Linked DNA regions of Mus musculus: region 2 is linked to region 1. A link is a loop called in an ENCODE intact Hi-C map of the cell type or tissue named here. Cell type or tissue: gastrocnemius. All regions are shown on one strand. Region 1 overlaps Pde10a (phosphodiesterase 10A). Region 2 has its middle 120 kb from the start of Gm46585.

Region 1 (2,500 bases):
GAGTAGTCTACAGCGAGAGTGAAGCTGCTATTCTACACAGTGTACTTTGTAAGAGGGAGCCGTCTGCCCCTCTCCCCACAGTGGCACTTTCAGTTGACAACAGAGGCAGCTTAATGAGGCGAGTGACATAACACAGCCTTCTGTACAAAGAGCAGCCCAGATCCTCCCACCCAAGGGCAGTTCTCTGGCAAGAAGATAGTTTTTTGCCTCTAGTTACTTGATGATGATGATGACGATGACGATGACGACGACGACAATGAGATGACGATGATGATGCTCCCTCCTCCTCCTCCTCCTCTCCTCCTCCTCTCCTCTTCCTCCTCCTCCTCTCCTCCTCCTCCTTCTCCTCCTCCTCCTCCTCCTTCTCCTCCTCCTCCTCTCCTCCTCCTCCTCCTTCTCCTCCTCCTCCTCCTCCTTCTCCTGCTCCTGCTCCTGCTCCTCCTCCTTCTCCTGCTCCTGCTCCTCCTCCTCCTCCTCCTCTCCTCCTCCTCCTCCTCCTCCTCCTCTCCTCCTCCTCCTCCTCCTCCTCCTCCTCCTCCTCCTCCTGCTCCTGCCCCTCCTCCTCTCCTCCTCCTCCTCCTCCTCCTCCTTCTCCTCCTCCTCCTCCTGCTCCTCCTCCTCTCCTCCTCCTCCTCCTCCTCCTCCTCCTCCTCTCCTCCTCCTCCTCCTCTCCTCCTCCTCCTCCTCTCCTCCTCCTTCTCCTCCATCTCCTCCTCTTCCTCTTCCTCTTTCTCCTCCTCCTCTTTCTCCTCCTCCTCCTCTGCCCCTGCCTCCACCACCTCCTTCTCCTGGTTATTATTATCAATTAAATTGTACTCTAAACCAGTGGAGAATACAGTTAAAAGAATGATATTACCTGGGTACAAATTGGGGGGAAATGGAAAGGCTGGGAAACTCAGTGTTTCTGTTTGTAAATAAAGCTGCAACCTGAAAGTGTTGATATATATATATAGCACTGGCAGTTTACTATTGTTGTGATGTTTTTTACTGAACTGTAGAAAAAATTCTAAGCAGTATTGAAAAGTGCCTCGCTTTGCCTTCCCTGTTACAAATTTCTGAAACTTGGCCTCCGCATGAATTTGCTTCCTAGCACTGCCATCTAGTGGCACAAAAGAATAACACAAAACCTGGGTATTTTAATCCTTTGGTGTTCCCACACCTCAACATACACCCATTTAAAAACTGTTTTAAAATTGAGTCACCCGAGAGCAAAAACAACAACAACAAAACAACGTTAAAAGCAAGTGTCATGAATGACATGATCTTTGGAATGTGTGTCTGAGAAAATGTCTGTGGTGTGCGTTTGCCACTGAAACAGAGTGTTGATATCAGAGGTCAGGTTTCTCTTTCTCATTTAAATGATATTATATTTTATAAATTGTGTTAGTTTATACTTATTAAATTAATTATATCAATCTACTATATTATATTTCTACTATTTTTCTCCAAATACACACACATACATATATGCCATATAGTGTATACTATATGCTATTTACTATATGTGTATATATATGTATGTATGTATATATATATATATATATATATATGTGTGTGTGTGTGTGTGTGTGTGTGTGTGTGTGTTTATATATGTAGTTTTCATGGTTTTATTTCGTCCTTGAATTCAGCTTATTATTACCGATCTGGTCTAGTTTAAATTATCTATATGTATGTCTATGTATGCTTTTATCACACAAATGTGGCCCAGTTGGGGATATCTCTTTAACTGGGGGGCTAGCTCTTCTGCTCATCCATGGTGGTCCCTGGCATTGTCCCCATTCAGGTGGCAGTCAGTCAAATCGCCCTGGAGGGGAAGAAGGGTGAGGTCTAGGGTATTGGGCCTTTCCTTGTGTTTAGATTTCTAACTTCTGAAGCATTCTTATGCTAATAAATGTTGTTTAGATTTATATAAATTTAGAGTAGGAATTAATCTTAGAGAAGCCCATTCTCAATGTTATAGGAAATTAGAAATAAATATATGTAAGTATATACAATACTGTCTGGTGCTATTCATTGATGAAAATCTGAGGACAGCATTTTACTATCTTAATAGTGCAAGTAACCCAGTCACAACCTTAGCTCAAAAGTTAAATCAATCTTGGAAACAAAACTTCCATTTCCTCTGCTAATTTCTTCAGTACTTAGTCCCTCCTATTGTTTATTAATACGGTAAAGCATACTCATCAAGGCAAAGTGCTTGGAATGTTTCACAAACGGAATTACTATTTCTAAACACCAAGAACTAAGAGGAGATTTCCTTTGCTCTGTCACGATTAAAAATGCAGGTTTACCTACCGGCCTTTCCCCTGGTCCATTTCTATGGGTATACAATTCAGTGAAGATTCTCCAGTGGTGGCCGAGCGTCGGGTGCAGTCCTGATCATGGAAGTCCTTTGTCGACTTATTCTATTTGTAGTAACAGGTTCCTATACTTCCACTCAACTTTAAAAGGTCGTAAAGATTGTACTGTCCCCAAACAGGTCATTCCATGTCTGATTAAC
Region 2 (2,500 bases), 320 kb before region 1:
AAAAAAAACCAGAAAATGGAGACTGTTCTAGGACCTCAGAAAAATGTATCATACTATGGAAACCACAAAAGCCCTTCAGCCTGGTGTCCCTTCTCCTGCTATAATCCCCAAAGGATGTAATATAATAGTTGTTGATTTGAAAGACTGTTTTTTTTTTCTCAAATCCTCTGTCTCATGCTTACTAATAACTTCATTAATGATCTAAACATATATCGAAGTAATAAGCTCTAAGAAAGACTTGCTTTTCTGCATAACAGTTTTTCCAGGGAACTTCCATTAATTTCACTCCTGTTTGCACTAGCGTTTGTGATCCCAGTTCTAGCTTTCAGAGCGAGGCCTTTAACAGTGAGAAATACAAGTATAAGCAAAAGGTGTGTAGCAAATTTCCACTAAGAGCAGTGGAGAGTCAGTCCAGGTTGTCCAAGCCCAGGAACAGCATCAAACAGTGCCTTTATGATGCTTGGCACTGCCACATTTTATGTGGTACTGGGGGCCAAACCCAAGGCTTCATGCATGCTGGGTAAGCACTCTGCTGAGCTGTGTTTGCAGTCCCCATAGTATGCATTTCAGGAACACACCTGTCTGAAGGCTTAATTAACTTCAAGTAAGCTACCTTTCCTTTCTGCCTGCTGCAATCATAGAGGTCTTGCAAAAACAGTCCAAATATCACTTTCCCGAGCGATGAAACCTTCCTAGTTTTTGGCCCCCAGATAGTGTCCTCAGAGGCCACAAAGCTCACCTTGCCCGGGCACCCCTGGGATTGGGAGCCCCCATTAACCTGTGGCAGGCACCAAGTGTTCAGTTATCAGCCCGTTGCACGTCTGATAGAGAGCACTTGTGGAGGTGGGTAGCTGGGAGCCCGTGTTCCAATGAGAAGATCTCTTTGCTGAGATGGGGTGGACTCATGTGGTTCCAAGTCAACAAGTATGGGACAGTTTGCGGAAGAGCATCAGTGAGAGTGTATGCAGACCTGATGAGTGCCAATGTAGTATGGCCATGGCTGCAGCCCCATCTCCATGTGCAGGGGTGATGGCTGGGTAGGTGAGCGCAGAGATACAGACAAGATGTCACCTCTTCTAAATAAATACAAGTTTTCTTTCTACTGTTTCTTTTCATCTACCTGCTCACTCTCTTTCTGCCCCAGCACATATGCATGCACACACATAGAAAGACAGATGACTCCTCTCGCCTGAGCACAGACTCTATGCTCTCATGTGACAGCATAGCCCCTACTTTACCATTTAGGGCTGGCAGTGCCCAGGTTTACTGGAAACCAGAAGATGTTTAGAATCGTGAAAAGCAAACTTGAACCTTTTAAAAACAGTTTCGACAGTTGAAAATGAGCTTGAGGGCAGGCTCTGTCTGTGGCCGAGCACTCTAAAATATTCTGCCTTTTGAGAAGGGAGCTGCTGGGTACAGCCAGCCTTGCAGTTCTGATGCCACTATTTACCGTGCCACTTCCAGTAATGACCAGCAGGGGGCACCCACTACTCAGAACTATAACCTCCATGTCCTTCCAGTTTGGATGAAGAAAAAAACAAAGCAGATCACACTACAAATTTGTTTTTAGGGCACACACTATATATGGGGAGGCTCAGTAACTTCGATGCTAGTTAATGTGTATAACTAGCTATAATCCTCCTACAAAGACACTCCTGGATCAAATTAGAATGATCTATGTCCTTGTTTTTTTGGGCTATTGCCCACATTCAGGGAATTTAGAAGGCCAAGGATTCTCATAAGGCAATTCCTGCTCTTGTGCTGTGGTGCTGTGCGGGCCGAATGTGTTGGGCAGACATGCCTGTGTTTCTCCAGTATTTCCAGCGGTACCAGAGTCCCATCTTCCCCACTACAGCCTATCCTCAGAGCCAAGAAAGCAGAACACAACATCATCGAGCAATGCGCAGGTGCTCAACACAGACACTCTCGGGTGCCTTTGTAACACTTCCTGTGACTAAATGGGAAGCTGGCACAACGATCTCATGGGACCCACCGAGTCATAACAAGTACTGGAAAGCAATATCGTTGTGTCTTGGGAATGAATATCCCTTGGACCAGTCCCTTTACCGCAACACCTGTGACCAGCATTCAGACCCAAGTGCCAGACAGACTCAAGTGCTCAGAAAGGAGCAATACTGATCTTCGTTGTCGGTATTTGTGGCCCAGGATAAATCTCAGGCTTTTAAGAAAAAAGTCAACATTTTGCAGACTTAAACCACTCACTGTGAACTTGATTTTTGCAATGTTTAACAACACAGAGCACCCATGACACAGTTGGGAGTGGTGTCCCTGAGTGACATTTTATGTTGTGTGCTTTAAGAGCCAGGACATCCCAGAGACTCACATGTGACCTACACATTGGAGATGCGGAAACCTTCTGTTAGGCAAGGATGGTTTCTGACTCCCCCTCATTCATCTGCTACAAAGCTGCCACCGACGGACTCCAGGTCCCATTGAAGAATTCCCACAATTCCATCTCCTAGCCATGTGACTGCGTGAA

The links. A loop is a pair of places that touch in the nucleus more often than their neighbours do. Peaks named below come from ENCODE experiments on the same cell type or tissue, not always from the same donor. Only the 100,000 strongest peaks of a DNase experiment are listed, where the experiment ranks them.
Region 2: it touches region 1 in a loop (15-fold over the local background); 39 of 42 quality-filtered maps call a loop at or near these places.

What each region holds. Positions count from the first base shown.
Region 1 is chr17:8,935,719-8,938,218 of GRCm38, forward strand. The region is part of intron 5 of Pde10a (phosphodiesterase 10A); the gene reads left to right. Among named protein-coding and RNA genes, the nearest start is that of 1700010I14Rik, 51 kb to the right of the region's middle. In gastrocnemius, no CTCF peak of the experiment used is centred here; DNase peaks (open chromatin) are centred at 1,094 and 1,777; H3K27ac peaks cover 193 bases.
Region 2 is chr17:8,612,883-8,615,382 of GRCm38, forward strand. It overlaps a transcript of Pde10a not described here. Among named protein-coding and RNA genes, the nearest start is that of Gm46585, 120 kb to the right of the region's middle. In gastrocnemius, no CTCF peak of the experiment used is centred here; a DNase peak (open chromatin) is centred at 1,467.